Regions from separate parts of the Homo sapiens genome. Here all the other regions are linked to region 1. Evidence: chromatin contacts called from ENCODE Hi-C or POLR2A ChIA-PET data. All regions are on one chromosome and are shown on one strand. The core of a region is the stretch at or near the end of the contact, and the rest is flanking DNA. Distances in the headings are between cores, read along the strand shown. Region 1 holds the start of MFSD2A (MFSD2 lysolipid transporter A, lysophospholipid). Region 2 overlaps RLF (RLF zinc finger). Region 3 has its middle 20 kb from the start of PABPC4. Region 4 has its middle 19 kb from the start of COL9A2.

Region 1 (7,198 bases), core at 765-3,264:
GGGGGCTCCCCCAAGTGCATAGCAAAGCTTGTTGCAAACAGACAACTGTTGTTTCTTCTTTTTCGGTTCTTTCTGGGAAGAGGAGGAAAAGATGAAAGGCCCAAGGTTCTGGCCTCCATCCAAGAAGGTTCCACAGGAAGGACCATCCCTCTGGCCAGCTCTACCAGAACAAACAACTCTGCTTTGACCTGTTCCTATCCAGGAGATCCCACCTTTTTTTTTTTTTTTTTTTTTTTTTTTTTTGAGACAGAGTCTTGCTCTGTTGCCCAGGCTGGAGTGCAGTGGTGCCATCTCGGCTCACTGCAAGCTCCGCCTCCTGGGTTCACGCCATTCTCCTGCCTCAGCCTCCCAAGTAGCTGGGACTACAGGCACCCACTACCACACCCAGCTAATTTTTTGTATTTTAAGTAGAGACGGGGTTTCACCATGTTAGCCAGCATGGTCTCGATCTCCGAGATCCCACTTTATACAAAAGAAAGGTGTTCTCCATTCTTAGGAACATGGAAAAGGGGAATCCATACTTGTGTGAAAGTAGCCCCTAAGCCACCTCCCTCCTGGAGATTCTAAGGAAACTTATCAGCCCACCATCCCTAAAGAACTCCTCCCAAGGCCTCAGGCACTGCTCCTTTCCAGGTTTCAGGGGGAGCATGCTCCAGCAGCCGACCTGTCCCCACCCGGCACCAGCTGCCACAACCTGAAAATCCGCTTGCTGCCAAGAGCTGCCTGAGCCCAGCCCAGGCTCCCACCCTGCCTCAGAGACAGGATCCACCTGCCTACTCCTGGTGAGAGCTCTAGAGAGCTACGGGGGCCCGGCCCAGCTGGCTGCAGGCGCAGCTGTTCCACCTATCCCAGAGCATCCCTGACCACTATAGGCAGCCAGAGCTTCAGGCGGACCCAGGAACTGTCCTACTCTCCAGCTTCCCGACCCATCGCCCTCCACCCCTGAGCTCCTAGAGGACCTTGGAGACGGGAGGAAAGGCCTCCAGGTTCAGGCCTGATCCCTCTCCGGGTGGGGCACTAGGGAGGTTGGGTTGCCCAGGGAAAGTAGATATTACTCATACATAGTAACAGCATAATTGCTCACCCAGCTCCTTCCAAAGATCAGTTAATAAAATTAAAAGGAAAAGGCAGTCACCTCCCACGAAGGTATCTATTGCCTGAGATCCTTTCCTAGGGGGCCGCCTCATTTTATTTGGTCCTTCAATAAGTCCCCAGGGCTGGGGATGTGGTCGATGGTCTCGATGCGCAAAGCACCGTTCCCGCGCGAACATCCACATTCAGACAAATGCCTGAGGGACGCGGCTCCTTTAAGAGCAGAGCTCTTGTTCTTATGAATGAACTTGAGCGGCCCTAACAGCAGAGTTGAGGCGCAAGAGTAGGTGGGTGGAGTGGGAGGTAGGGGATGAGAGATGGGGAACCAAGGGGAGTTTCCCAGATTTCTGGGGTCATCTCTGGGGTTTGGGGCGGCAAGCCCCAGCCGCTCAACACGGAAGAATGGAAACCGGCTAGGCAGAGCGGGGAATCACATGGGGCTGCCGGCAGAGCCTCTCCGCAGAGCGTGGAGTGCGGGTGAGCAAAGGGGGGCGAGGGCGCCCACAGCTTTTCTCCGTCACCCCCTGTCCCAGGGCACCCCCAGGTCCTCTCTGGCTCGTAGGCTTCCTGTCCCTGGCTATCCCAATGGTCCCCTGACCAGGCCGACCCCGGGACGCCCCTGATCCCCCATTTCCGCCTCCTCCCTCCCCTCGCCCTCCACGCGGGGTGCCGGGCCCTCACCTTCACCTGGGCCGGGCGTTCAGTGCTTTGGAGGATGCTGGTGGGTAGCAGCCCCGCCGCGGAGCCGCTCTCGGCGCCTTCTCCTTTGGCCATGACCCGCGGGCCACGCCGCTTGGGACCTGGTAGACGGGATGCTCCTCTGCCCCGCAGGCCGCTGCTCCTCCCAAGCTCGCTTCGTAGCAGCCTTAGCCACGGCCGCCGCGCGCTAGCCAAGCCGGCTGGCAGACGAGGAACGCACTCTGCTGCACGCCCCCTCCGCGCCTCTTATAGTTCTGCCCAGCCCTCTCGGTTGCGGCCAATCCCCGAGCCCCGCTGCCCCGCCTCCAGCCAATCCCGTCGCCCGCCTCCCTGCCCCCGCCTCGCCCGGCGGCTCTGTGCCACCGAGCCACGTTCTCCAAGCCCCGGAACCGGCATCTGCCTGCGCTGGCTCCTAGCAATCCGAGAAGCAGGCCGCGAGACCTCCCAGACACGCGCGAGGAAACCGAGGCCCCAGGCTGAAAGTGATCTGCCCGGGGTCCCCGATCTGCCCGAGGTCCCCGAGGTCCCCAAGGTCCGACTCTCCCCGAGTCGGGCCTACCACCCATGACTTCTGAGCCCCAGGCCTAGGAAAGGTAGGGGCTCTGAAGCCCACTTTAAAATCTGGAGTCAGGGCCTCTCTCCTTCTTCAAGCCTAGAGGACGTACGCTGACACTTTCCCTCCTGATGCCTCTCTCTCATCCCCGAAGACACACCATTCCCCCGTCCTGCCCTTGGCATCCGGGCAATGGGGAGAAAGATGAGGCAATCCAGTGGCTGCCCCTGCCAGAAGGGAGCTCCCAAGTCGTGGAGAGAAGCCGGGGCTACGCCCGCTAGTACACTATGACAACAGTGGCCTTTTTATGGATAGCTTCCTCCATGCTTAATATGATCTCTTTCGGCCCTCAAAAACCACCAAGTGAGGGTGGTACTATTATTATCCCCATTTTACAGCACAGGAAGGGGAAACTTGGAGAAGTGAAGCAACTGTTATGTAGCAGAGCCAGGCCTGAAAGGTTTTGTCCGATACCAAAGCAGTTGCTCTCAACAGCCCTGCTCTATCCCTCTTAGCATAAATTACAGACGGCAGAATGGGGTGTATGTGTCTCCCAACAAGAAGCCCTGGGAGATACATGGCTCCAGAGGCACTGAGGGTTGAAACAGGGAAAGTTTTGAAAAAGAGAATGCCCAGAAATGTGGTCCTCAAAAGAAGATGGGAGGGCATTAGTTTGGAACAGAAGGCAGGCACGGATGCCAGAAAAGAACAGTCTTTAGTTCCACCTCTGAGTCCCTTATGTCAATGTCACCCCGGTCTTTCCAGTTCTCTGATTAGTGAAGGGGCTGCTGGAACTCTCAAAGGCTACCCACCCGGTTCCTGTGCTCCTTAATGTCAGCCTCCTTCTTCCTTTCTTTAAATCTCTGATTGCAGGGAGGAGAGATAAGGTCTATCTGCCCCAGGATGGTCACACCATGCTCCCTCATACGCCAGCAGATCCCATCTGGGCACACAGCTCTTGGCCATTGCTGAGCAGAAGAGAGCCAAAGTGAGGCACTGAATACTGTGGAAAGGGAATGGCTGGCCCCATTACTCCAAGCTGTGTGACACTGTTCTGTCTCTTTTCCCCTCTCCAGGCTTGGTTAGCTAAGCTCCCTTGCAGCCCCCAAATCTTCTCTCCCACAGTCACACCATACCACAAGTGATCTGTATCCCCCGGTTGACAATGAGCTCCTCAGGTAGGAACCGCATCTTTTTCACTTCTGTGTCCCCACCAACTAGCTTAGGGCCTGAATTATTGTGTTCAGTGAATGAATGTTCAGTCTTCCCCTGCTAAGGTACAAGCACACAGAAACCCATTAGGAAAAGCCCTAAGTGTCTCCATTTACTAGCTGTGCGGCTGACTCTGAACAACTCAGTTAACCTCCCTGTGTAAAATGGTGATATTAATAGTAGCTACTGGCCAGGCACCCTGGCTCACGCCTGTAATCCCAGCACTTTGGGAGGCTGAGGTGGGTGGATCACGAAGTCAGGAGTTCCGGACCAGCCTGGCCAATATGGTGAAACCCTGTCTCAACTAAAAATACAAAAATAAGCCGGGTGTGGTGGGGCACACCTGTAGTCCCAGGTACTCAGGAGGCTGAGGCAGAAGAATCGCTTGAACCCAGGAGGCGGAGGTTGCAGTGAGCCGAGATCGTGCCACTGCACTCCAGCCTGGGTGACAGACAAAGACTCTTGTCTCAAAAAAAAAAAAAAATTAATAGTAGCTACCTAATAGATTTGTTTTGGGGATGAAACAAGAAAATGCACAGGAAGCATTTAGCACAAGTGCCTGGGAGCTGAAGCTGGGCTGGTCCCCCTCCTGGCCTGATTCCAGTCTGTCAGTGTAGCAACGCAAGATTCCAGATATGGCCTGACCAAGCCAGCACAATAGGCCTATTATTTTTTCCAGTCTGGATGCGACACATTGTTAATGCAGCCTAAGACTGCTGGGCTTCAGAGCCTTTCTCTCCCATGATTAGTTCCCATCAGGTTGTGGTCAACTAAATCATTCAGATCCTTTTCACCGGAGTTGGGGTCAAGTCAGGTCTCTCCCCGATCCTCTGCTTTCTGTAATGTCTTGAGGCTCACAACAGAACAATGTCATCTTGCTTATTCCAGCCTGTCGAAATTGTTGTGGATGCTGGTTCTATGGCTCACTGTTTTCTCTCACTCTAAATTTAGATCTGGCTGTCCCTTGCAACTTCAACTCCACCAGCCATGTTGTTGGTCAGGACAGAGCCCCATAACACAGCACTAGAGACACTCACTGTCACCACTAACTGAATCACGGCACCGCCAATACAACAGCTCCCAAATACCAAGCAGCCACTGGTATGCTGGGCAGCGTGCCCCATAAGTGCTTTAAATATACTATCTCATTTACTTCTGTTTTTTTTTCTTTATATCTCATTTAGTCCCAACAACACCACTGGAGAGAGTTGTTTTTATTACCCTCATTTTATTTATTTTTATTTTATTTTCTTAGAGATAGGGTCTTGCTCTCTCCTCCAGGCTGGAGTGCAGTGGCACACACGATCATAGCTCACTGCAGCCTTGAATTCCTCAGCTCAAGTGATATGATTAGGCTTTGTGTCCCCACCCAGATCTCATCTTGAATTATATCCTAATAATCCCCATACCCCCACAATCCCCACATGCCAAGGGAGAGACCAGGTGGAGGTGACTGAATCGTGGGAGTGGTTTCCTCCATGCTGTTCTCATGACAGTGAGTGAGTTGTTACAAGATCTGATGGTTATATAAGGGGCTCTTCCCCCTTTGCTCAGCATTTCTCCTTCCTGCTGCTTTGTGAAAAAGATGCCAGCTGTGTGCAGTGGCTCACGCCTATAATCCCAACACTTTAGGAGGCCAAGACAGGTGGATCAGTTGAGGTCAGGAGTTTGAGACCAGGGTAGTCAACATGGTGAAACCTGTCTCTACTAAAAATACAAAAATTAGCTGGGTGTGGTGGTGCGCGCTTGCAGTCCCAGCTACTTGGGAGGGTGAGGCAGGCGTATCACTTGAACCCAGGAGGCGGAGGTTGCAGTGAGCCGAGATCACACCACTGCACTCCGGCCTGGGCAACAGAGCGAGACTGTCTCAAATAAAAAAAAAAAAAGAAGAAGATGCCTTGCATTCCCTTTGTCTTCTGCCATGATTGGAGTTTCTTGAGGCCTCCCCAGCCATGCTGAATTGTGAGCCAATTAAACCTCTTTCCTTTATAAATTACCCAGTCTCAGGCAGTTATTTATAGCAGTATGAAAACAGACTAGTATATTAAGCAGTCCTCCTGCCTTAGCTTCCTGAGTAGCTGGGACTACAGGCATGTGCCACCATGCCTGTCTAATTTTTAAGTTTTAAAAAAATTGGCTGGGTGCGGTGGCTCACGCCTATAATCCCGGCACTTCAGGAGGCCGAGGCAGGCGGATCACAAGGTCAGGAGATCGAGACCAGCCATGACCAACATGGTGAAACCCCATCTCTACTAAAAATACAAAAATTAGCTGGGCGTGGTGGTGTGTGCCTATAGTCCCAGCTAGTCAGGAGCCCAAGGCAGGAGAACCCAGGAGGCAGAGGTTGCAGTGAGCTGAGATCAGCCAAAAAAAACTTCTGAGAAGACTGGATTCAGAGAGCTTCTGGCTAGCATGAATACACAGAGCTTCCTGAGGGTAATGTCCCAGCCAAGGCATGGAAGCTCCACAAGCCTTCCTCCGTATCTCACCTTATGCATCTCTTCATCTTTATCCTTTGTAGTATCCCAAACCAGTCAACATGGGTGTTTCCTTGATTTCTGTAAATAACTCCAGCAAATTAATCCAACCCAAAGAGGGGATCATGGGAACCTCAATTTGAAGCCAGCTTGTCAGAAGTTCCAGAGGCCTGGCGTTGTGACTGGTGTCTAGGGTTCAGGAGACAGTCTTGGGAACTGAGCCCTCCACCTATGAGATCTGATACTATCTCCAGGTAGGTAGTGTTGGAATTGAATGAGAGGACACCCAGCTGGTGTCCACTGTTTAGTGTGTGGGGGGAAAAAAGAAAACCCATACCCGTGGTCAGATCATTCTTCTATGTTGGTGATTGTGGTGATGGTGGTGTGACAGTAGAGGAAAAACACAGTTTGAGAGGTTTTTCCTAAACAACTGGTGTCAGGAGTGGGATATTCTGGGCTGATCCAGGCTCAAGGAAACATGTGGTTTGGGAAAAGAAAGTACAAAAAGATGAAAGATGAGGAACCTTTGATTCCTGGGTGGCCATGTGCTCACCCATAGTATGAAGCCACAGGGACACACGTAGTATGTACCTAGATTAGGTACTAAAAGTCAAAGATACCAGGGAAATTTAGAGATGGCTCCAACTCCCAGGGAGTTGATTGACTACATGCATAAGGAAATGCAAATTAATAAGAAAAAAAAGCTAAATATTCAGTTCCTTGGTTATTATCTGTAATGGCTAACGTGAAATTAAAAGAGAATGCTGGGTGAGACCTTGGTGCTAGACCAGCTTAGACCTCAATCAGTCTGAATTTAGGCCACCAGCCTCAAAGCTGCCCCCACAGGGCAGAATTATGCAGAGACAACAGAAAGTACTTCTAAGACTTGTGTTTACCAAGAAAGTAATCACTGTGGGAGGAGGGCAAAACCAAGTAACTATTGAAACCAGAGGGCATAGTGTGAAGGAATTATTCCATTTTGTAGATCCTTATCATCAGCTTCCTGAGGAACTTTTACGAAAATGAATTCTGTGAGTAAGTAGTTTAGGAGCAGGATCTTTGGTTTTAATTGCTGCGGAGTGGAAGAGCCTGTTTGGGTTGATGCAGGACCCACAGCTCACTACTGAACAATGGCAGATGGGTATATGTGATTCAGACACACAAA
Region 2 (7,707 bases), core at 2,661-5,160, 280 kb before region 1:
CTTTTCTCTTAAATTTTTTAATACAAACTGGACAGGTGTAAATTCCATCTTCCATATGCATCTTAGAATGATGAAGAATTCTAGCCTCTATACATTCCCGCTTACATAACAAACAGAAAAACTTGTACTGAAGCCACCTCTGATATCTTTCAGAAGAGCCAATAGGTTTTTTGTCTCTTTTCTCCTTATGCTGATCTGTCAAATCTCTTCTTCTATATTGTTTATCTTCTTTACCCTCATCATAGTCACTGAGAAATGACTCTAAAACATCTGTGTCATTAATGGACATTTCATAGCCACTTAAATCATCATCAGAATCTGAGGCTTCTTGTCCTAAAAGTTGGTGGCAGTGTCGTTTTAAAGTTTTCCAGTCCCAAAACTCAGGATCAAAAGGCCAGTGGGCTTTTAAAGCTAGTAAGAGCTCACATCGAAGAGAATTTGGAACCGGTGCATTTTCTTCATCAAATTTTTGATCTGGTTGCAAATATAGTTCTTCTAACATATTAAATCCATCCAAACTGGGTTCAATTAAGAATTCTGTAAGCTGACAGGCTCGTCTAACTTCTAAATCTTCTGGTAAAAGACAGGCAATTGTTTTACAAACTGATGCCTTCATTTCCTCATCTTCACTTGATCTGAGTTGAAGAGCTCTGACACACAGTAAAATTGACACCCCAAGACCAGCATCTTGTGCCTGTAAGTAAAAGAGGATAAAAAAATTATTTTTTTGCATACAGAAAGATTATATAACTTTCACTGATAAGGAATTTTAGCTTGTAAAAACTTTTAGAGTTCCTAAATTTTATCTTAAATCTTTCTTCATGAAAGTTACATTTAGATATTTCTTGTCTCAACATGCAAAGAACTAAATTAGATGCTACAACTACGAACAATGTACATTTACTAGGCACTGTGTATTAAAGCAGTTCCTTACTTCCAAGGAATTTATCTGTACCCCGAATGCATAAACAATAAATGCATGTGAATCCAAAGAAATTCAGGATAAAAAAGGTCACTGGAGGATTCAAAATAGAATGATGTTGAGTAGAGGGGCAGGGTTTAAAATGGCAGCAACAGGAAACACAGGTATAGATGTGAGTCTAAGATTAAATTCAATTTAAGAAATTCTCTTTGGCTGGGCACGGTGGCTCACGCCTGTAATCCCAGCACTTTGGGAGGCCGAGGCAGGTGTATCACCTGAGTTTGAGACCAGCCTGACCAACACGGAGAAACCCCGTCTCTACTAAAAATACAAAATTAGCCAGGTGTGGTGGTGCATGCCTGTAATCCCAGCTACTCGGAGGCTGAGGCAGCAGAATCGCTTGAACCCAGGAGGTGGAGGTTGCAGTTTAGCCAAGATCACACCATTGCACTCCAGCCTGGGCAACAAGAGCAAAACTCCGTCTCAAAAAAAAAAAAAAAAAAAAAAATTCTCTCTATCATGAACACTTGGATTTTTCAAAACTTCAAAGATAAAATAAATGATCCTTTCCATTTCCTCCTGAAAGAATCTGGTAATTTATAGTCACCGTCACAGGTGTACTGAATCTCAGCTTTCCAGGGAAAAAACAGAAATCAGAAATCTTGCTATGGCAGCAGGTTCTCAGAAACTAGTTTAAAATTAGGAAGACCTGGTCATATGTGATAAAAGCTTGGTACATACAAGATAACTCTTTTTATCTGAGAGGCTGAAATAAAATACAAAAATGACATGAGCAAAGAAAAGCAAGATATGTCAGAGTGGCTTAAAACGCACTGCTATGAGCAGAGACTTTAGAATCAGACTTTGACTGCCTTTGAACCCCAGCTTCACAACAAGTGACAAGTTCTCAACCTCTAAACTTCAGTTTCCTTATTGGTAAAATGATAACAGTAATGTTAATAACAGATTTTCCTCCTAAGGTTATAAAGATGAAATAATAACGCTGGCACATTGTAACTATTTAACAGAATACAATGTAAAATAATGGAGTAAATTCCACTGTTTAAATCAGTAAACAATTTGCCAGGCATTTAATTCTGTGTTGGGCATCATTCATTCTAAATGCTGGGAACACAAAGAAATCACTGTCATTGATTTACAGAACCCCTACTACAGCCTAGGCACTTATTTGAAATAAACTTTTTTGCACGTATTATCCTCATTTTATAGACAAAAAACCCCCAACACTCAGAACGTTAAGTTGCCCAATGTCACTAACTAGTGAGCAGAGGAGCAAGGACTTAAAAGCATTTAGGCCGGGCACAGTGGCTCACACCTGTAATCCCAGCACTTTGGGAGGCCGAGGCAGGCACATCACTTGAGGCATGGAGTTTAAGACCAGCAGGGCCAACATGGCAAAACCCCATTTCTAATAAAAATACAAAAAATTAGCCAGGCATGGTGATGCAGGCCCAAAGCCCCAGCTACTTGGGAGGCTGAGGCATCAGAATCCCTTGAACCTGGGAAGCGGAGGTTGCAGTGAGCTGAGATCACGCCACTGCATGCCAGCCTGGGCAACAGAGTGAGACTCCGTCTCAAAAAAAAGAAGATATTTGGCCTGAAGAGTAGAAGAGATGTGGACTGGTAGGTGAAAAGGGAGTGAGTGAGTGTAGAATCCCTTGCAAACTGAGACTCCAACTTTTTTTTCTTTAAAACTAGTCAAGTGTAATAGTGAGAAGGGGGAAAGAGTAGAACAGAGTTCAGTCTGTAACTGACTGTGAACAATCAATTGAGATAACTCCCTACCTTTCAGACGAGCTGAGACTCTAGCTTTTTTGAAAGAGAGGCATTACCTAGCCTGTATCAGCTAGGATCTGGTTCTGTTGTGAGTGGCAGACTTCCCACAACAGTAGTGGCCTAAAGAATATAGAAGTTTCTCCCTCTCATTTGGAATGTAGTCCAAGTAAAACAGGCCATGTTGCTTTAGTGGCTCCACAGGACTAGACCATGGGTCTCTTGACTTATTAGGATGATGTGATAGAAGTTTATCATTTGTAAGTAAGAGCAGAGAGGACTTGGGGAAAGTCAGCTAAATTTTAAAATAATTCAGTTTCTCAACAAGTTACTAACTCCTTTTGGAAGACTGTGAGGTGGACAGCAAAGAATGGCCATTCTTTCTTAAACAGCCTAATCTGGCTGGGATGGTAACATTTGAAAAATCACTAACAACATTTTTCAAAGAAAAGTAACCAGAAATACTATTATATATTCTGAACAGATATGCCAAAAAGTTACTGAAAGGAGTAGTGAATAAATGTGAATCAGGATATGCAATGTGGAGCTGAATTTTGAAGAAATTGGTGGGTCTTAAACTAGGAAGGTGAGGGATCAAGAGTGACTTGGCATACTGTTGCAAGCGCACATAGGATATAGCCAAGTCATTCAATCTTTGCTTTTTTTTTTTTTTTTGAGACAGAGTCTCACTCTGTCGCCCAGGCTGGAGTGCAATGGTGTGATCTCGGCTCACTGCCACCTCTGCCTCCCAAGTTCAAGCAGGTGGGGCAGCTTACACCTATAATCCCAGCACTTTGGAAGGCTGAGGTGGGAGAATTGCTTGAGGCCAGGAGTTCAGAACCAGTCTGGGCAACAAAGCAAGACCCTGTATCTACCACTGCTCCCCGCCAAAAAAGAAAAAGCCAGGTATAGTGGCACACGCCTGCAATCTCAGCTACTCTGGAGGCTGAGACGGGAGGATTGCTTGAGCCAAGGAGTTTGAAGCTGTAATGAGCTATGATCGCACCACTGCACTACAGCCTGGGTGACAGAGCGAGACCTGTCTCAACCAAAAACTGAAAACTAAAGTCAGAGATGGAGGATGTCAGGTTTCAAGCACCAACTTGTTGCACCCTTGCTGCTTGAAAACAGAGGTAAAGACTGAGTGTAGCTTCTAGCACCTGAGAACAGACCCTGATTGGCAGCCAGCCAGAAAACAGAAACCTTAGTCCTACAACCACAGGAACTGAAACCTGTCGATAAGAATAAGCTTTGAAGTGGATTTTCCACAGAGCCTCTGATAGAACTTAGCCTGGCAAACTACATTTTAGCCAATATGATAATCTTAGAAGAGAATCCTGCCACATTGTGCTGGATTTCTGATTTACAAAACTGAACTGATAAAAACGGACATTGTTTTAAGTATTAATTTTTGTGATGTTATTCAACAATAGAAAATTAGTACCTTTATTAAAGATTTAAACAAAACAAAATGTTCTAATGGCCAATTATAAAGTAATTGTTTAAACAGGCAAGTTCTATAGTTACCTTGAAATGTTCTTTTTTTTTTTTTTAAAAAAAAAAAGACCAAGTCTCACTCTGTCACCTAGGCTGGAGTGCAGCAGTGCAATCTTGGCTCACCACAACCTCCGCCTTCCCTGTTCAAGCGATTCTCCTGCCTCAGCCTCCAAAGTAGCTGGGATTACAGGCGCCCGCCACCATGCCCGGCTAATTTTTGTATTTTTAGTAGAGACGGGGTTTCACCAGGTTGGCCAGGCTGGTCTCGAACTCCTGAGCTCAAGTAATCCACCCGCCTTGGCCTCCCAAAGTGCTGGGATTACAGGCTTGAGCCACCGTGCCTGGCCTCTTAAAATGTTCTTAACGTGACAGGAGACACAACTTCATTCACAGTAATTAGAAATAAATATCACCTAACTTGTTTGACCATCAATTTGTTTCTGATTAATTATAGGAAGTCAATCTGGAGAAACAGTCAGATGTGGTCAATTCCATTAATCTTATTAAAACTCATTATTTCTTATCTTCCTTTAAAGGGAATTTCCTGAGAAGTTATCTTCCCACTCATTTCTTTCCTCCAGCTACAGTTAGCAGAGAAGGCATAAAGTACTCACTTCAGTTTGTATAACTCTAATGAGGCAAAATAAATGCTGCTGCGTTTTAGCTATGACACCAAACTGACGACAGCGCTCCAAAAAAGTATCTAAAGAAGGGTCAATTCTTCTTTGCAGTTTACTCCAAAAAAGAGTCAGTTCCCTATAAAAAAAGAAGATCATGGTAAAACATTTAAAGTAACTGGTATTTGCTGCCCTGCCCCCGGCAACCCAATTTTTTGATCTGTAGAAAGCTGACAGTAGAGAAAACAAAAACTAGATTAAAAGCTGTCTATATTCACCACTGCTTTCTCCCAAACTGATAAAATTGTTAAGAATCCTCCGTAACAATTCCCTGACTTCTCTCTTGTGTTTAGGGGGAAAAATAAAAACAAAACACTACCTCCTTAACAGTGGCATTTAAAAAAAACTTATTTAGATCCCATGTTGTTCTAAAAGGTTTTATCCTTCACACTGGTGATTAATATACTGATTGAATTAAGCCCTGTCCTAATGGGCAGAAATAATCAGCCATCACTAAATTAACAACGAAATATATATACAACAAAGACACTCTAATGGTACACTTCTATACAGTGATCTTAAAGGGCCCTTTCCAGATCTAAAATGTCAGGATGCTACTTAGAGCCTGTAGTTTGGAATGGTTAAATACTTCCAGTGAAATAAGTAAAATGGCACTTTTTGGAAATGGCTAAAATACAGGAATCTCACAAAGATTCATTATGGAAACAAAAGGAAAGCTTGAAAATAATAAATTAAACAAAAACATTTAATGGGTAAAACACTCACGCAAAAAAGCATTAGAAACTCAACAATGCCAAGGATAGAAATGCTAATGAGAGAATGTAAAATGTGAATGCAAGGAAAGCTAATAGTGAAACTAAAAAGAATGTTATCACTTCTAATAGCAAAACTAAAAAGAGGCCGGGCATGGCGGGTGGCTCATGCCTGTAATCCTAGCATTTTGGGAGGTGAAGGGGGGCAGATCACTTGAGGTCAGGAGTTCGAAACCAGGCTGGCCAACATGGTGAAACCTCATCTCTACTACAAATATAAAACTTAGCTGAGTGTGGTGGTGGATGCCTGTAATCCCAGCTACTTGGGAGGCTGAGAACAGGAGAATCGCTTGAACCTGGGAGGTGGAGGTTGCAGTGAGCTGAGATAGCGCCACTGCACTCCAGCCTAGGCGACAGAGCAAGACTCCATCTCAAAAAAACAAAACAAACAAACAAAAAAAACACTAAACTAAAAAGAATGCTATCACTTAATACATGTGGCTCTTTTAAGTAAATCAATGGATACTGATTAAATAATTTTCATTTAAAAATCTGTACTTTTTCATAAGCCAATTTAAAAACACTGATATCCTATATTGCTATTAACACAGACTGTCTCCCAGAAAGTTGGCTACAAATCCAAAGCTTAAGAAATGAAAACATGTAATTTAAAGTAAATATATTTAACGGAATTTATTTTCTTATATTTCTAAAGAGGGAACTGGGGCTCTTGTAAGGTGATTTTCTTTTCTTCTTTTTTTTTTTTTTGAGACGGAGCTTTGCTCTTGTTGCCCAGGCTGGAGTGCAATGGCACCATCTTGGCTCACCGCAACCTCCACCTCCCAGGTTTAAGCAATGCTCCTGCCTCAGCCTCCCAAGTAGCTGGGATTACAGGCATGTGCCACCACGCCTGGATAATTTTGTATTTTTAGTAGAGATGGGGTTTCTCCATGTTGGTCAGGCTGGTCTCTAACTCCCAACCTCAGGTGATCTGCCTGCCTCGGCCTCCCAGAGTTCTGGGATTACAGGCATGAGCCACCGTGCCCGGCATAAGGTGAAATTTTTAAGTAGTTATAAAACTCGCTTCAAAGATTGAAATGAATATATGGTGTCTCAAAAGATAAATGACTGGCCGGGCGTGGTGTCTCATGGCTGTAATCACAGCACTTTGGGAGGCCAAGGCAGGTGGATCACAAGGTCAGGAGTTCGAGACCAGCCTGGCCAACATGGTGAAACCCCGTCTCTACTAAAAATACAAAAATTAGCTGGGTGTGGTGGTGCATGCCTGTAATCCTAGCTACTCAGGAGGCTGAGGCAGGAGAATTGCTTGAACCCGGGAGGTGGAGGTTGCGGTAAGCCGAGATTGCACCACTGCGCTCCAGCCTGGGTGACACAGCAAGACTCTGTCTCAAAAAAAAAAAAAAAAAAAAAAAAGATAAATGAATAAAGCTTAACAGGATGGCAAATTTGAGCTATAACCAATATAATTAATTTAAAATGCCTTTAAATATTTGCCTTTATTTGGCTAGTGCTACTTTCCTAACCACAAGAAGTGAAAATTGAGATAGGCCAGCTGTGAAAATAGCCACCAACCAGGCAAGCTGGGATAACTGTTCATTTTTAAACACACAATTGCTTTATTCAGATTTAAGCACGTTAAGTAATAAAAATTTTTGTAATCTGTCATATGTATGTGAAATCTGTCCTATTTGAACAGAACAAAAATTATCAAAGCCAGTAAATCCTGATTATAACGATAAATGAGTAAATGATGTCAACTATCTAAAATTTACTGCAGGGCTGGGCATGGTGGTTCATCCCTATAACCTCAGCAGAGGATTACTTGAGGCTAGGAGTTCAAGACCAGCCTGAGCAACGCAGTAAGACCCTAAAACCAACCAAACAAAAAAAGCTTAGCCACTCTTGGTGGCACACCTGTAGTCCCAATTACTGAGGAGGCAGAGGCAGCGGGGGGCGGGCAGGGTGGTCATTGAGCCCAGGATTTAAGGCTGCAGTAAGCTGTGATCTCACCAGTATACTCCAGCCTGGGTGACAGAGTAATATCTTCTCTCAAATAAAATAAAATTCACTAACTAAAGCTGGG
Region 3 (7,692 bases), core at 2,016-4,515, 360 kb after region 1:
GATATGAGGCCACTGCACTCCAGCCTGGGTGACAGAGCTAGACTCCATCTAAAAAATAATAATAATAAAAATCAATAAAGGTCCACGACTAGGCAAGAAAGGACCAAAAGGGAGGGAAGGGAAAGAAGGAAGAAAGGAAGAAGGAAGGGAAAAGAAAAGAAAAAAAAAACTAGAAATAAAGGAAAAACAATGCCAATTAAAACCACACAACCGGCTGAGCACGGTGGCTCACGCCTGTAATCCCAGCACGTTGGGAGACAGAGACGTGCGGATCACCTGAGGTCAGAGGTTCAAGAGCAGCCTCGCCAATGTGGCCAAACCCCGTCTCTACTAAAAATACAAAAATTAGCCAGGCGTGGTGGCGGGCACCTGTAATCTCAGCTACTTGGGAGGCTGAGGCAGGAGAATCGCTTGAACCAGAGAGACAGAGGTTGCAGTGAGCTGAGATCACGCCACTGCACTCCAGCCTGGGTGACAGAGACTCCGTCTCAAAAAAACACAAAATAAAGTAAAATAAATGAACCAGTTCTGTATGTAGAAATACAATGTGACAAAACGAGTTGCAGTAATATGTCTACAGACAAATATTTTTAAATTACAGTTTGTAAAATTATTAAAATGATATAACTTCTTGGCCTTTGGGCTAAGATCAGGTGTAAAAATTATCCAAATAAATAAAATCACTTCACACCCATTAAAATGGCCACTATCACAAGAACAGGAAATAAGAACTCTTAATGAAGATGCAGAGCAATTGGAACCCTTATGCCCTGGGTTCCAATTCTCTGAACATTGGGTTGGTGGGAATGGGAAATGGTGCAGCCACTATGGAAAACGGTATGGAGGTTCCTCAAAAAATTAAAAATAGAATGACCATATGATCCAGCAAATATCATTTCTTAGTTTTTGTCCGAAATAAAGCAGGATCTCAAAGAGATAGTTGCACACCCACATTCATTACAACATTATTCACAATAGCCAAGAGGTAGAAGCAACCCAAAAATGGCCATTGATGATGCAACAATAAAGAAAATGTGGTTTATTCACATAGGGGAATATTATACGACCTTGAAAAAGAAAGGAAATCCAGTCACATGCTGCAACATGGATGAACCTCAAGAACATTATGCTAAGTGAAATAAGCCAGTCACAAAAGGACAAACACTGTATGATTACACTCATGTGAAGAATCTAAAGCAGTCAAAATTACAGAAGCAGAAAGTGGAAAGGTGGTTGCTGAGGGTGGAGGTGGGGGAGGGAGAATTCATGTTTAGTAGATACACAGTTTCAGTTTTGCAGCGAGAAAAAGTCCTAGATGTCTGTTTCACAAGCCTTTAAATACACTTAAGGCTACTGAACCTGCCCTTAAAATGGGTCAGAGGGTAAACAATGTTACGTGTTTTTTTTAAGTACATAGAAGTCATCATTTAAACCATTTTAAAGTACACAACTCAGTGGTTTTTAGTATATGCAGATGTTTTGCAACCACCACCACTGCCTAATTCTGGAACATTTTTATCACCCAAAAAGGAGCCCAGCACCCATTAATCAGCCACTTGTGTTCTCCTCTTCCCCCTTGGCAACCACTAATCTGCTTTCTGTCTCTGGATTTGCCTATTCTGTGTAAATGTAGTCATGTAATAGGTAGCCTTTTGCATCTGGCTTCTGTCACTTAAGATGTCTTCAAGGTTGATCTGGCGGGGCACGGTGGCTCACGCCTGTAATCCCAGCACTTTGGGAGGCCGAGGTGGGTGGATCACCTGAGGTCAGGAGTTCGAGACCAGCCTGGCCAACATAGTGGAACCCTGTCTCTACTAAAAATACAAAAAATTAGCTGGACGTAGTGGCAGGTGCCTGTAATCCTAGCTACTCGGGAGACTGAGACAGGAGAATCGCTTGAACCCAGGAATTGCTTGAACCCAGGAGACGGAGTTTGCAGTGAGCCGAGATCATGCCATTGCACTCCAGCCTGGGCAACAAGAGCAAAACTCTGTCTCAAAAAAAAAAAAAAGAAAGAAAGAAATAAGCCAGTCACAAAAGGACAAATACTGTATGATTACACTCATGTGAAGAATCTAAAGCAGTCAAAATTATAGAAGCAGAAAGTGGAAAGGTGATTGCTGAGTGTGGAGGTGGGGGAGGGAGAATTCATGTTTAGTAGATACACAGTTTCAGTTTTGCAGCCAGAAAAAGTCCTAGATGTCTGTTTCACAAGCCTTTAAATACACTTAAGGCTACTGAACCTGCACTTAAAATGGGTCAGAGGGTAAACAATGTTATGTGTTTTTTCAAGTACATAGAAGTCATCATTTTAACCATTTTAAAGTATATAATTCAGTGTTTTTTCTGTTGTTTAGAAGCAACCCAAAAATGGTCATTGATGATGCAACAATAAAGAAAATGTGGTTTATTCACATAGGAGAATATTATACGACCTTGAAAAAGAAAGGAAAACCATCTTAGTGGTGGTTGCAGATGTTTTGCAACCACCACCACTGCCTAATTCTAGAACATTTTTATCACCCCAAAAAGGAGTCCCACACCCGTTAATCAGCCACTTGTATTCTGCTCTTCCCCGTTGGCAACCACTAATCTGCTTCTGTCTCTGTGGATTTGCCTATTCTGTATAAATGTAGTCATATAATACGTAGCCTTTTGCATCTAGCTTCTGTCACTTAAAATGTGTTCAAGGTTGATCACACAGGGTGTGGTGGCTCACGCCTGTAATCCCAGCACTTTGGGAGGCCTAAGCAGGCAGATTGCTTGAGCCCAGGAGTTCGAGACCTGCCTGGGTGACATGGCAAAACCTCATCTCTACAAAAAATACAAAAATTAGCCAGGTGTGGTGGTGCGTGCCTGTAGTCCCAGCTACTTGCGAGGCTAAGGTGGGAGGATGGCTTGAGCCCAGGAGGTAGAGGTGGTAGTGAGCAGAGATCGCACCACTGCACTGCAGCCTGGGTGACAGACCCAGAGCCTGTCTCAAAAAAAAAAAAAAAAAAAAAAAAGGGCCGATCCATGTTAGCATGGATTGGCACTTGATTTATTTTTATTGCTTAATAATATTTCATTATATGGATAGGCCACATTTTGTTTATCCATTTATCAGTTGATGGACGTTTGGATTGTTTCCATTTTTTTTTTTTTTTGGCTGTGAGGAATAATGCTTCCATTAACACACATTCTGTTTTGCTCATCGAAATAGATTGGAAGGAAACACATCAGATTAGTAGTAACAACTGCTCCTGGGATTGAAAGGAGGGGAGGAATTGGACTGGGCAGAGGAACAAAGGGAACTTCAGCTCTGTCTATGATGCTCTATTTGTTTTATATAAAAAAAAATCTGAAGCAAAAATGTTAACAGTTGCTTATTCTGAGTGGTAAGCACATGGGCGTTAGTTAAGTTCACCTCTGAGCTTTCTATATTTTAAATGTTTAAACTAAAACAATGCATACTCTGGACCTATGCCTTCCTATAGCATAAGGGGGTTGTGGGGTCCAGGATAAGCAAACATTGAAGTGTGGGGAGAGGCCAGGAGGAAGAGGCCAAGCCATGGCTAGGGGGCGCAGGCTTGAGGCCCTTTGAGACCCAAGGCAGAAACTCTGACCCCACCCGCATGGCTCTTCTGGGACCCTTCCCCTGCCCAGGAAGAGGTCCTAGATCTAATCTCCATGACTCCTCAAAGAAAAGCCAGCACAAGGTCCAAGCTGGGAGAGACTGTCCTGACCCCATGTCTCCTGCCTTCTCTGCGTGCTCTGAAAGGGGTCATCCACCCCAGTGTCCTTACTTTCCACCTTCCTCAATCTTCTGCTCAGGATCAGCTACATCATTTGTGAGGCCAGGTGCAAAATGACAGCGTGGAGCCCCTTGTTCGAAGGCTGATGCCGAGGCAATTCCTAACTCCACAGGGGCAGCCACAATCTGAGTGGTGTCAACATGCCAGGGACTGAGGCAGGAGCCACCAGGGTGAGTAACTGGGTGCATGCATCTGTTCGCACATGCTGCATTCAGATGAGTGCTTAGCACGTGCCTGGCCCGGCTGGGCCCTGAGCATAGAGGGTGAGCAAGACACAGTCCAGCTTTGAGAAGCTTACATTCTAGAGGGGGCATAGATGTAATCACAGACACACAAGAGATCATCACAAATGGCAGTAAGTGCTATGAAGAAAAAGTAGAAGGACCATGAGATAACGACGGCAGGGTCCCCTGATCACGAGACTCCCAGGGAGGGACACTGGAGCCACGATCTGAGGGCCATTATTTTAGCAAAAGATGGGAATATAGTGCAAGGGTGAGATTGGGAAGAGCATTCCAGAACGTTCCTGGCAGATGAGCATGTGACATCTTCAAGGACCTGCAAGACCAGTGTAGCTAGAGCCAGGGAGGGAGGGACAGACAGCCCCCGATGAAACTGAAGAGAGGTCTAATTTCCTGAGCCTTGTTCTAGTACCATCGATGGTGGCTCCTCTTGTACTATCATTTCTTTAATATTTTTCTTTAAATTGGCTCCCTTTATATCCTCCTAAGCAAGAATATTCATGAAATTAAAGAATGACATAACACTTCTATTTTTCTAATTCACAGGTGAAATTTTAAAATGTCCTTCCACATCCACCTAAAATTGTCCACCTTATCACCTCAGTTTGGAAAAGACTTTTGCCAGCTCCTTTCTTAAGAGCCTTGGGAAGCCTCTAGCAGGATTTCAGCTGGGTGAGAGGCTGGCGACATGGTCTCACTTACATTTCTGAAAAAGGACTCTGTCTACCATGTGTAGAGTGGATTACAGGGGAGACGGAGAAGGAGGCTGTTGCAGGCATCCGGGAGGAACCACTGGGGGATCAGATTTGGGTGTTCAGGAGGAGAAGGGAGCTGGGCTTTCCCACCAGTGCCCACACAAGCCCTGCCCTCCAAAACCAAAATCTTCTTTCTTTTGTGTCCTTGTGCTGACTCAAGGCCAGTTCAGTGGGTTCTCCTGTGATCCTCCTGTGATCCTCCTGTCTCAGTGTCAGCTCCAGGATTCAGGACGGTGTGTCCAGTGCCCCTGTGAGAGCCCAGATCCCTGGGCCAGTCAGGCTGACCACAGTCGGGACTTTGGGTCACACCCAGTCAGGCCCTGTGGTCTCCAGTGCAGCAACAACAGCATCCACAGACAGGCCACTCTGTGCATGTTTCAGGAACTGAGTTATATGATTTCTTTCTTTCTCTCTCTCTCTTTCTCTTTCTTTCTTTCTTTTGATATAGCCTGGCTCTGTCACCCAGACTGGGGTGCAGTGGTGTGAACACAGTTCACTGCAGCCTCAAACTCCTGGGCTCAAATGATCCTCCCACCTCAGCCTCCCGAGTAGGTAGGACTGCAGGTGTGTGCCACCACACCTGGCGAATTTTTTTTTTTTTTTTTTTTTTTAGAGATAGGGTCTTACTATGTTGTCCAGGCTAGTGAATTCCTGGGTTCATGTGATCCTCCCAGCTCAGAAGTTATATGATGTCTATCACTCTATCACCTACGTATTGATGACCCCTAAGTCTACATGGCCCAAAGTCCACACCCTTAACCACTGGGCCATACTGCTTTTTTTCCCTCATGACCTATCCCTCATAGCCTTCCTCACTCCCAAGCTTTCTACCTTCAGGAAGACTTGACTCCCTCTGACATTGCTTCCCTAAGGGCTTCTGTCAGCTCTCCCAGCCTCCTCTGGGAAGGGCCCTTCCCCATTGCTGCTTCTAAACCATTGCTCCTCCATCTCCTGCAAAACAACAAAATCTCTCCGCTTTTAAGACTGCTGCAAAACTGCCCTGTACTCCTCCAGTTCACAAGGTATATGATGAAGGAGTTGGGGAAGGGGGATGCGCCAATGTGCCCACCATGAGCTAGATACCAGGGTGCAATGGTGACCAAGAGTGACACAACCTGGCACCCCCCATGCAGTGGGGAAAGGAAGCAATTCCAGGACGTCCACCCAAAGAAGGGAAGGAAGGCTTTCTAGAGCAGGCGATTTCTGAGCTGAAGATTTCAAAAAGACTGGAGCAATGCTGGAAGGTGGTAAGCACAGTCATGGATTGGAGAAGGAGGGAGAGGAAAGCAGAGACAAGGAAAAGACAGTTTTGGAAGCCTTTGTTAAGACATTTAAAGTTTACTCTGGGCCTGGCATGATGGCTCATGCCTGCGATCCTAGCACTTTGGGAGGCCAAGACGGGTGGATCACCTGAGGTCAGGAGTTCAAGACCAGCCTGACTAACATGGCGAAACCTCATCTCTAATAAAAATACAAAAATTACCCTGGCGTGGTGGTGGGCGCCTGTAATCCCAGCTACTCAGGAGCCTGAGGCAGGAGAATCACTTGAACTCGGGGGGCGGGGGCAGAGGTTGCAGTGAGCCAAGATCACGCCACTTCACTCCAGCCTGGGTGAAAGAATGAAACTCCATCTCAAGGAAAAAAAAAAACAAAGTTTACTCTGAAGGCAATGGAGAGTTACTGAAGCAATTGAGCAGGACTGGATTTAGATTTGTTTATTTATGCATACATACATATGTATATAAACATACATACACACGCACACACACGCACACATACTTATTTAGAGACAAGGTCTCACTGTGTTGCCCAGACTGGAGTGCAGTGGTGTGCTCATAGCTCACTACGGCTTCTAATTCCTGGGCTCATGCAGTCCTCTCACTGGGACTATAGGCAGGCACCATCATGCTCAGATAATTTTGTGTGTGTGTGTGTGTGTGTGTGTGTGTGGAGGCAGGGGTCTTGCTGTGTTGCCCAGGCTGGTCTCAAACTCCTGGCTGCAAATGATCCTCCTGCCTTGGCCTCCTAAAGTGTCTGGATTACAGGTGTGAGTCACTTTGCCCAGCCTGGATTTGCATTTTAGAAAGATGCTGGCTGGGCGCGGTGGCTCACGCCTGTAATTCCAGCACTTTGGGAGGCTGAGGCAGGCAGATCACCTGAGGTCAGGAGTTTGAGACCACCCTGACCAACATGGAGAAACCCTGTCTCTACTCAAAATACAAAATTAGCCAGGCGTGGTGGTGCATGCCTGTAATCCCAGCTACTCGGGAGGCTGAGGCAGGAGAATCGCTTGAACCCAGGAGGCAGAGGTTGCAGTGAGCCGAGATCAGGCCATTGCACTCCAGCCTGGGCAACAAGAGCAAAACTCCATCTCAAAAAAAAAAAAAGGGAAAGAAAAGAAAAGAAAGAAAAACAAAAAGAAAGAAAGATGCCTCTGGCTGCTGTGGGAGAATGGAAGGGGGTGGGAAGAGACCCAGGCTGAGAGACTGTTTGGAGTGGAAGGGAGAATTAGGATAGGCCTAGGGATCCCATGAGGTATGAGCAGGATGTGGCTGGATGGGGGAGTAGAGTGAAAAGAGAAACAGGTTTATGCCCAGGCTCTTGTGATGTGGGCAATTGGGTGAATGGGAAGGACCAATTGAGTACCTGCCCTATGCTGGGAACTGAAGATGCTGGGAACTGAAGCACAAACAAGACCTACCAGACCCCTACCCTCATAGAGCTTACCCTTCAAATAAATGAATTTATTCATTTATTTTCATATGTTCTGGGATTTTCATATGTTCTGGGATGGTAATAAGCAGAGCACCACGATAGAGAAACAGACGCACCTACTAAGGAAGGGTGGCTTCCATGAGGAGGAGATGTGTGAGCTGAGACCTGGAGGATGAGAAAGGCTCC
Region 4 (7,626 bases), core at 469-2,968, 380 kb before region 1:
TTTACTATAGTATGGTCAGTAAGATGTAACTTTGTTGGTTTTGAAGATGGAGGAAGGGGAAACCAAGAAATGTGGGAAGCCTCTAGAAGGTGGGAAAGGCTGGGCAATGAGTTATCTCCTTGAGCCTCCAGAAAGGAACACAGAGGAAAAACAATGGAGCAAAACTGGAAGCAAGGAGTTAAAATAAGAGGCAGTTGCAATACCCCCAAGCAAAAGAGGATGGTATGCTGAATAAGGTAGGTGCAGTGGGGATGGAGAGAGGTGGATGGATTAAACACCTATGAGGTATAGTCACTGGGACAAGGCGATAATATTTCTCGGGGAGGAGAGAGGGAAGTCTCTTCTCCAGGATGACATCCATAGTTTTGGCTTATGCAATAGGGCAGAGGGTGGGACCACTGGCTGTGTAGGCCACACAGGAAGAGGAACAGGTTTGTGGGCAAGAAGATAATTTCATTTGGGACATGTCAGTTTGGTGGTGCCTGTGGAACATCTGAGAAGCAGTTGGATAAGCAGGTCTGAGACTCAGGAAAACATATAGGCAGCAGTTAAAGTCAACCCGATGGATAAGATGGCCCAGGAAGAGTATAAAGAATAAGAAGATAGGACAGGACCTTGTAGAGTGCTAAGTAAGGGTGTGCAGAGAAAAGAAATCTGCAAGGGGCCTGAGAAAGAACAGCTGGAGAGGTAGGAGGAAAGCCAGGAGAGTGTAGTTCATGTAAGCGGACACTAAAGCTTATCAGTGTTGGACCAGCACTGGGAAGGAATCAGATGGAACAAGTGGGAGGTCAGATGAAACCAGGGTCAGGATTGGCAATTCTGAGGAGTTTGGAGTTGCTCTGTTCTAGCTGGAGAGAGAAGCACCTGTGGGAAGCTGATGGTTGGTATTTTCTGCCAGGCATAAGAGGGCAGCCAGAGGCCAGGTGAGCAAACCTGTTTAGCACTCTGGCTCAGCCCAGAATGGGCAGCTGTTTCCAGGAAGGGGTTCTAGGTCGTCTCACTGTGCTGTAATTAAGAGACTCAGCCCCTGCCCCAACTTGCTCCACGGGACTGACCAGCTGTGTTTGCTCTTCTCTAGCAGGGAAGGGGGATCATCTGTCACCTACTCTGTTTTCTGAACATTCATCCCACTCCCTGCCTTTCTTACAAAGTTCCTTCTGCCAATTAACCGGGTGTGGTGGCGGGCGCCTGTATTCCCAGCTACTTGGGAGGCTGAGGCAGAAGAATCGCTTGAAACCGGAAGGCAGAGGTTGCAGTGAGCAGACATTGCGACACTGCACTCCAGCCTGGGCGAAAGAGCGAAACTACATCTCAAACAAACAAAACGAAGTTCCCTTCTGCCGAAAACAAATATCCAAAGCGTTCTGGGCACTGTGCTAAGTACTTCATGGTCATCAAGAGACACTATTCTCCCCATCTCACAAATGAGGAAACTGAGGCTTAAAGAGATGAAATGACTTGCCCAAGGTCACAGTCAGTATGTGGTAGAACCAGGATCCAAGTCTAGCTGAATCCAAATTCTAAGTTCTAACTCCCCAGAAACCACGACTGCTCCCTCGCTGGGTTCCCACAGTGCTTTATCTGCCTCTATGCCCGTTTCATCTCGCTAGCAGCTCCTGGAGAAAGGGGCTTTTAATTCGTCTTGTCAAGCTGTCATCATGGTGTGCTGCCGCAGAGGACCACTAGGTGCCGCCAGAGCACCAGCCAGCCTGATTTACTGCTCACCTGGAGTCGGTCTAAAGGAGCAACTGGTGGGGAAGGGAGCTGGGCCTTTTCTTCCTGCCCTGCAGCCCACCTCTCCTTCCTATCGGAGGTGGGAAGAAACGACTGGAAGATTGGAAGGTTAGAAATTAGAGATTTGGCCGGGCGTCGTGGCTCACGCCGGTAATCCCAACACTTTGGGAGGCAGAGGCAGGTGGATCACATGAGGCCTGGAGTTCGAGATCAGCCTGGCCAACAGGGTGAAACCCCGTCTCTACTAAAAATACAAAAATTAGCCGGGCGTGGTGGTGCACATCTATAATCCCAGCTGCTCAGGAGGCTGAGGCAGGAGCTGAGGTTTGAACCCACGAGGCAGAGGTTGCACTGAGTCGAGATGGCGCCACTGCACCCCAGCCTGGGCAACAGTCAGAGCTGGTCTCAAAAAATAAATAAATAAATAAATAAATTTAGAGATCTGAGGAGTGTAAACTGGAGCAGCCCAGGGCTCAAGTCAAACAGAAGATCCTAAGAGTTCTCTAAGAAAGCTAGAACCAGCAAAATAAAATATTGCGGCAAACATCTCCAGGCTGGGTCTCAGCCCCACTCCTCTGTCCTCCCTTTTTGTGCAGATCCTAAAATGCACAACCCTATGCTGTGGCTGTAGTGGAAAGTGGGGAAAATGTATGTTACTGAGACCTATCCAGAGCTAGAAACTGTGGGAAAACAGGTGTGTGTCCTTGGGGAAATCACTTCACACCTCTAAGCTTCAGTCTTCTTGTAAATAAAATGAGGATAGGCCCAGCACAGTGGCTCACGCCTGTAATCCCAGCACTTTGGGAGGCCAAGGTGGGAGGATCGCTTGAGCCCAGGAGTTCAAGACCAGCCTGGACAACATAGTGAGACCTCTTCTCTATTAAAAATAAATAAATAAATAAAATGAGGATAATCAAGGGACCTACCTCGTTGAGCGGTTGTGAGGAGTTAAAGACAAAATGCATGTACCACACTGATACAATATCTGTCATATAGCAAGTGCTTAATAAATATTGTTATAAACACAATAATTATGATAATATAAATATTTAAATGATAAGCATTATTGTTGTATTTGTCAGGATTCTCCAGAGAAACAGAACCAATAGGATATATATAGATAACGTAAGAGGAAATTTATTACGGGCGTTGGCTCATGCGATTACAAAGGCCAAGAAGTCCAATGATAAACTGTCTGCAAGCTGAGAACCAGGAAAGCCGGTAGCGTAATTTAGTCCCCAGTGGAAGGCCTGAGAGTGGGGTTGGGGAGGGAAACCGGTTCAAGAACCAGGAGCTCCGATGTCCAAGGGGAGGAGAAAATAGATGTCCCAGCTCAAGGACAGAGAGAATTCACCCTTCCTCTGCCTTTTTATTCAAGCCCTCAATGGACTGGATGCTGCCCACTCACATAGATGAAGGTGGATCTTCTTTGCTCTCAGTCTACTGATTCAAACGTTAACTCTTCCAGAAACACCCTCAAAGGCACACCCAGAAATAATGTTCTACCAGCTAATATCCCTTAGTCCAGTCAAGATGACACGTAAAATCAGTACACAAAATTAACAGTCACTGCTGGGCGTGGTGGCTCACGCCTGTAATCCCAAAACTTTGGGAGGCTGAGGCGGGAGGATCACCTGAGTTCAGGAGTTCGAGACCAGCCTGGCCAACATGGTGAAACCCTGTCTCTATGAAAAATACAAAAAAATTAGCCAGGCATGGTGGCGGGTGCCTGTAATTCCAGCTACTCTGGAGGCTGTGGCAGGAGAATTGCTTGAACCCAGGAGGCAGAGGTTGCAGTGAGCCGAGATCACACCACTGCACTCCAGCCTGGGCAACAGAGTGAGACTCCATCTCAAAAAACATTATAAGCAAATCAAAGAAAATTGAGGACTACCAGATTATAATTTCTGACCCATTATCTTTCACCCAACTTGGTCTTGAACAACTAGTAGCTATTTCTCAAATCCAATCCACCTTCAAGGTTTAACAAACAAATAAAAATATGTTCACACACCTTCAAAATAATCTGATAGAAGTTCTGAAGATAGGCTGGGTGAGGTTCACACTTGTAATCCCAGCACTTTGGGAGGCCGAGGCAGGCAGATCACGAGGTCAGAGGATCCAGATCATCCTGGCTAACAGGATGAAACTCCATCACTACTAAAAATACAAAAAATTAGCTGGGCTTGGTGGCACACAGCTGTAGTCCCAGATACTCGGGAGGCTGAGGCAGGAGAATCGCTTGAACCCGGGAGGCAGAGGTTGCAGTGAGCCGAGATCGTGCCATTGCACTCCAGCCTGGGCAACAAAAGCAAGACACCGTCTCAAAAAAAAAAAATTAATGATCACCATTAATAATAAGTGGTAGTTCTCGGCCGGGCGCAGTGGCTCACGCTTCTAATCCCAACACTTTGGGAGGCCGAGGCGGGTGGATCACCTGAGATCAGGAGTTCAAGACCAGCCTGGCCAACATGGTGAAACCCCATCTCTACTAAAAATACAAAAATTATCCAGGCGTAGTGGTGCAGGCCTGTAGTCCCAGCTACTTGGGAAGCTAAGGCAGAGAATCGCTTGAACCCAGGAGACCGAGGTTGCAGTGAGCTGAGATCGTGCCATTGCCCTCCAGCCTGGGCAACAGAGTGAGATTTGGTTCCAAATAATGAAAATAATAATAATAATAATAATAATAATAATAATAATAATAAATGGTAGTTCTTAGCTGCTGCCTTCATGATGACATCATTTAATTATCTTCTCACACTACAGGCCTGACACATAACGTCCTCAACAAATATTTGTAGGATAAAAAAATAAAAATAGTTTTCACTCATGTTCTCTGTGTTAATCCAGCTTGTTGATCCTGGAGAGACTTTCTGGATGTGGTGTCTTTAAGGATCAACAGGAGTTTGCTGAGGATAATTGCACCTTCTATATTAAACAGAACAGTGCCTAGATAACAGAGAAAGTGTTCGGTAAATACTTTGGAAAGAAGAAAGGGAAAGAGGAAGAAAGGAAAGGGAAAAGAGAGAAAAGAAGGAAGAGGAAGAAGAGAGGAGTGAAAGAAAAGCTCAAGAAGGGCCTGATACACTGTCTCACGCCTGTAATCCTCACATTTTGGGAGGCCAAGGCAGGAGAATCACATGAACCCAGGAGTTCAAGACCAGCCTGAGAAACATAGTGGGGCCTTATCTCTTAAAAAAAAAAAAAAAAAAAAAAGACACAAAACAACAACAAAAACCTTAAGATTTTTTCCTTTAAAACTTAGCCTTCACTTGAAACTCATCAAGGAGGTTTTAAATTTGAGCTAAGGATCTCTGAGACAGGCTGCAAATAGGATCTCTAGCAAGACGTGGTTTTGTTTGTTTGTTTTTTGAGACGGAGTTTCGCTCTTGTTGCTCAGGCTGGAGTACAATGGCGCAATCTCATCTCACCGCAACCTCCCAGGTTCAAGCGATTCTCTGCCTCGGCCTCCTGAATAGCTAGGATTACAGGTGTGCACTATCACGCCCAGCTAATTTATGTAATTTTAGTAGAGACGGGGGTTTCACCATGTTGGCCAGGCTGGTCTTGAACTCCTGACCTCAGGTATCCACCCAACTCAGCCTTCCAAAGTGCTGGGATTACAGGCGTGAGCCACCGCGCCTGGCCCAAAATGTTTCTTAGAGAGCTGATATCACTACACTTTAGGTCCCGATAGTCCCACAAGTTTCCTCTAATGTAGCTGTCAGCACACTTCTGTCTTATCTGAACCCCTACCCTAAGTGTGAGCTCTGTGAAGCTAGGGGCTGTATCTATTTTGACCAATGTTGTACATATTTAGTACAAAGAAGGTGCTCACTAAATTTTGTTAGTTCTTAAACTGGGCTGAGTTCTAGTTCTGGTAATGGCAGAGTAGATTGTATCTGACTAACTCCCTCATAGATAACAACTATAAATTCTGCTAAAAATATTTGGCAATGATAAAAAATAAAAACTGAATTAAGGCACTGTAAAGTGACGAAAACCAGGCATAAGCTGGAAGGAGATTCCGTGTTTCAAATAAGGGAACCACACTGGGTATGATCCACATTTATATGGATTTTCCACCAGGGAAAATTCTTCAGTTTCCACAGCGCAGAAAGCTAGAATTCGAGCAGAAATTCAGAACTTAATTTGTCAATTAAATCAGAAGATAGAGTTCAGGCTGTTACAGTGACTGAAAATTGAGGGAGAAACCCCAGAAACAAAAGATCCAGAGAAAATAACCAAAAATCTGCACATAAACTTCCTCAAATCCTGAGCTAAGCCTTGAATCGCACATGCACAAATAAGACTCCAAGTCACTCAGCGGGGAAACCAATAGCTGGAAGGATGAAATTAATGAGCAAAGATTTTAGCTGCTGCTCACTGCAAGGAAGACAATTTGAAGTTGAAATTCTGCCACATTATCAGGGCTTGGTAAAAGACAGTCCATCAAAACCCCAAAAGGACTATACCTAAGGAGAAAACCCTGTATCCTGAGTTAAGAGATATAGCCTATGACCAGGAGCAAAATAAAAACTAGACTTAGACCGGGCGCAGTGGCTCACTCCTATAATCCTAGCACTTTCGGAGGCCAAGGCGGGTGGTTCACCTGAGGTCTGGAGTTCGAGACCAGCCTGGCCAACATGGTGAAACCCCATCTCTACTAAAAATACAAAATTAGCCAGGGAATGGTGTTGGGTGCCTGTAATCCCAGCTACTCAGGAGGCTGAGGCAGGAGAATCGCTTGAACCCAGGGGATGGGGGTTGCCCTGAGCCGAGATCGTGCCATTGCACTTCAGCCTGGGTAACAAGAGTGAAACTCTGTCTCAAAATAAATAAATAAATAAATAAATAAATAAATAAAGTAGACTTATTCTAACAAAGAGTAAAATCAAACACCCACAAGTTTGAGATGATCCACCAGTAATTTAACTGCTGGCAAAAAAAAAAAAAAAAATTGACACTATTCAGAGGAGTATAACAGAATTCAGAATCTCTGTAACGTATCACTCATGGTCAATGTGCAATAAAAACTATTAGACATGCAAAACAACAACAACCACACACACAAAAAAATGTGACCCATAGACAAGAGAAAAAAAGTCAATAGAAACAGAGCCACAGACAATTCAAATATCAGAATTCGGAATCAAAAACTTTAAAGTAACCATGACAAATTGTCCTTAAGAGTCTACAGGAAAGGATGGTTATATTGGGTTTAAAAATGAAGAATATCAGCCTTACGGCCAGAAACGCCACCTTCCAGTAATTCGCCAAAATGACAAACACAAAGGGAAAGAGGAGAGGCACCCGATACATGTTCTCTAGGCCTTTTAGAAAACATGGAGTTGTTCCTTTGGCCATGTATATGCGAATCTATAAGAAAGGTGATATTGTAGACATCAAGGGAATGGGTACTGTTCAAAAAGGAATGTCCCACAAGTGTTACCATGGCAAAACTGGAAGAGTCTACAATGTTCCCCAGCATGCTGTTGGCATTGTTGTAAACAAACAAGTTAAGGGCAAGATTCTTGCCAAGAGAATTAATGTGTGTATTGAGCACATTAAGCACTCTAAAAGCCGAGATAGCTTCCTGAAACGTGTGAAGGAAAATGATCAGAAAAAGAAAGAAGCCAAAGAGAAAGTTACCTGGGTTCAACGGAAGCACCAGCCTGCTCCACCCAGAGAAGCACAGTGTGTGAGAACCAATGGGAAGGAGCCTGAGCTGCTGGAAACTATTCCCTATGAATTCATGGCATAATAGGTGTTAAAAAAAAATAGAAGACTTCCGGACTGTAAAAATGTTTCTCTTCATTGAGTAGAAGTGTAGTATCCTCTCCCCCAAAGAAATATTTAAAGGAAATTTTAATTGTGTCCTAATTCATTATG

Evidence for each region. A loop is a pair of places that touch in the nucleus more often than their neighbours do. ChIA-PET counts read pairs that join two places held with the same protein, here RNA polymerase II (POLR2A). Pooled maps may share reads with other maps.
Region 2: a pooled map shows a loop between it and region 1 (2.8-fold over the local background). The contact joins the enhancer-like site here to the promoter of MFSD2A in region 1. A Hi-C loop is called at or near these places in 1 of 50 pooled maps. POLR2A ChIA-PET finds 5 or more read pairs at or near these places in 3 of 52 experiments (MCF 10A, activated T-cell and naive thymus-derived CD4-positive, alpha-beta T cell).
Region 3: a pooled map shows a loop between it and region 1 (4-fold over the local background). The contact joins the enhancer-like site here to the promoter of MFSD2A in region 1. A Hi-C loop is called at or near these places in 2 of 37 single-sample maps with no recorded cell type and 4 of 50 pooled maps. POLR2A ChIA-PET finds 5 or more read pairs at or near these places in 4 of 52 experiments (GM12878, T-cell, activated B cell and 1 more).
Region 4: a loop to region 1 is called in a pooled map, with 2.4 times the contacts of the local background. The contact joins the enhancer-like site here to the promoter of MFSD2A in region 1. A Hi-C loop is called at or near these places in 2 of 50 pooled maps. POLR2A ChIA-PET finds 5 or more read pairs at or near these places in 2 of 52 experiments (WTC11 and activated B cell).

Annotation. Positions count from the first base shown.
Region 1 is chr1:39,949,961-39,957,158 of GRCh38, reverse strand. MFSD2A (MFSD2 lysolipid transporter A, lysophospholipid) reads right to left here and starts at 2,014. Exons shown (of 14, transcript NM_032793.5): 1 at 1,774-2,014; 2 at 1-72. The coding sequence starts at 1,866. RefSeq lists a silencer at 2,063-2,192.
Region 2 is chr1:40,228,779-40,236,485 of GRCh38, reverse strand. It overlaps RLF (RLF zinc finger), which reads right to left. Exons shown (of 8, transcript NM_012421.4): 7 at 4,828-4,969; 8 at 1-694. Among named protein-coding and RNA genes, the nearest start is that of TMCO2, 15 kb to the left of the region's middle. Within about 2 kb of position 3,910, at least 2 of the 41 ENCODE cell types and tissues checked have a DNase peak (open chromatin) inside an H3K27ac peak, as active enhancers do.
Region 3 is chr1:39,592,661-39,600,352 of GRCh38, reverse strand. No RefSeq gene overlaps it. Among named protein-coding and RNA genes, the nearest start is that of PABPC4, 20 kb to the right of the region's middle. RefSeq lists silencers at 1,635-1,764, 2,515-2,604. Within about 2 kb of position 3,265, at least 2 of the 41 ENCODE cell types and tissues checked have a DNase peak (open chromatin) inside an H3K27ac peak, as active enhancers do; they include GM12878, where a contact is called at or near this core.
Region 4 is chr1:40,332,948-40,340,573 of GRCh38, reverse strand. It overlaps the pseudogene RPL21P20. Among named protein-coding and RNA genes, the nearest start is that of COL9A2, 19 kb to the right of the region's middle. Within about 2 kb of position 1,718, at least 6 of the 41 ENCODE cell types and tissues checked have a DNase peak (open chromatin) inside an H3K27ac peak, as active enhancers do.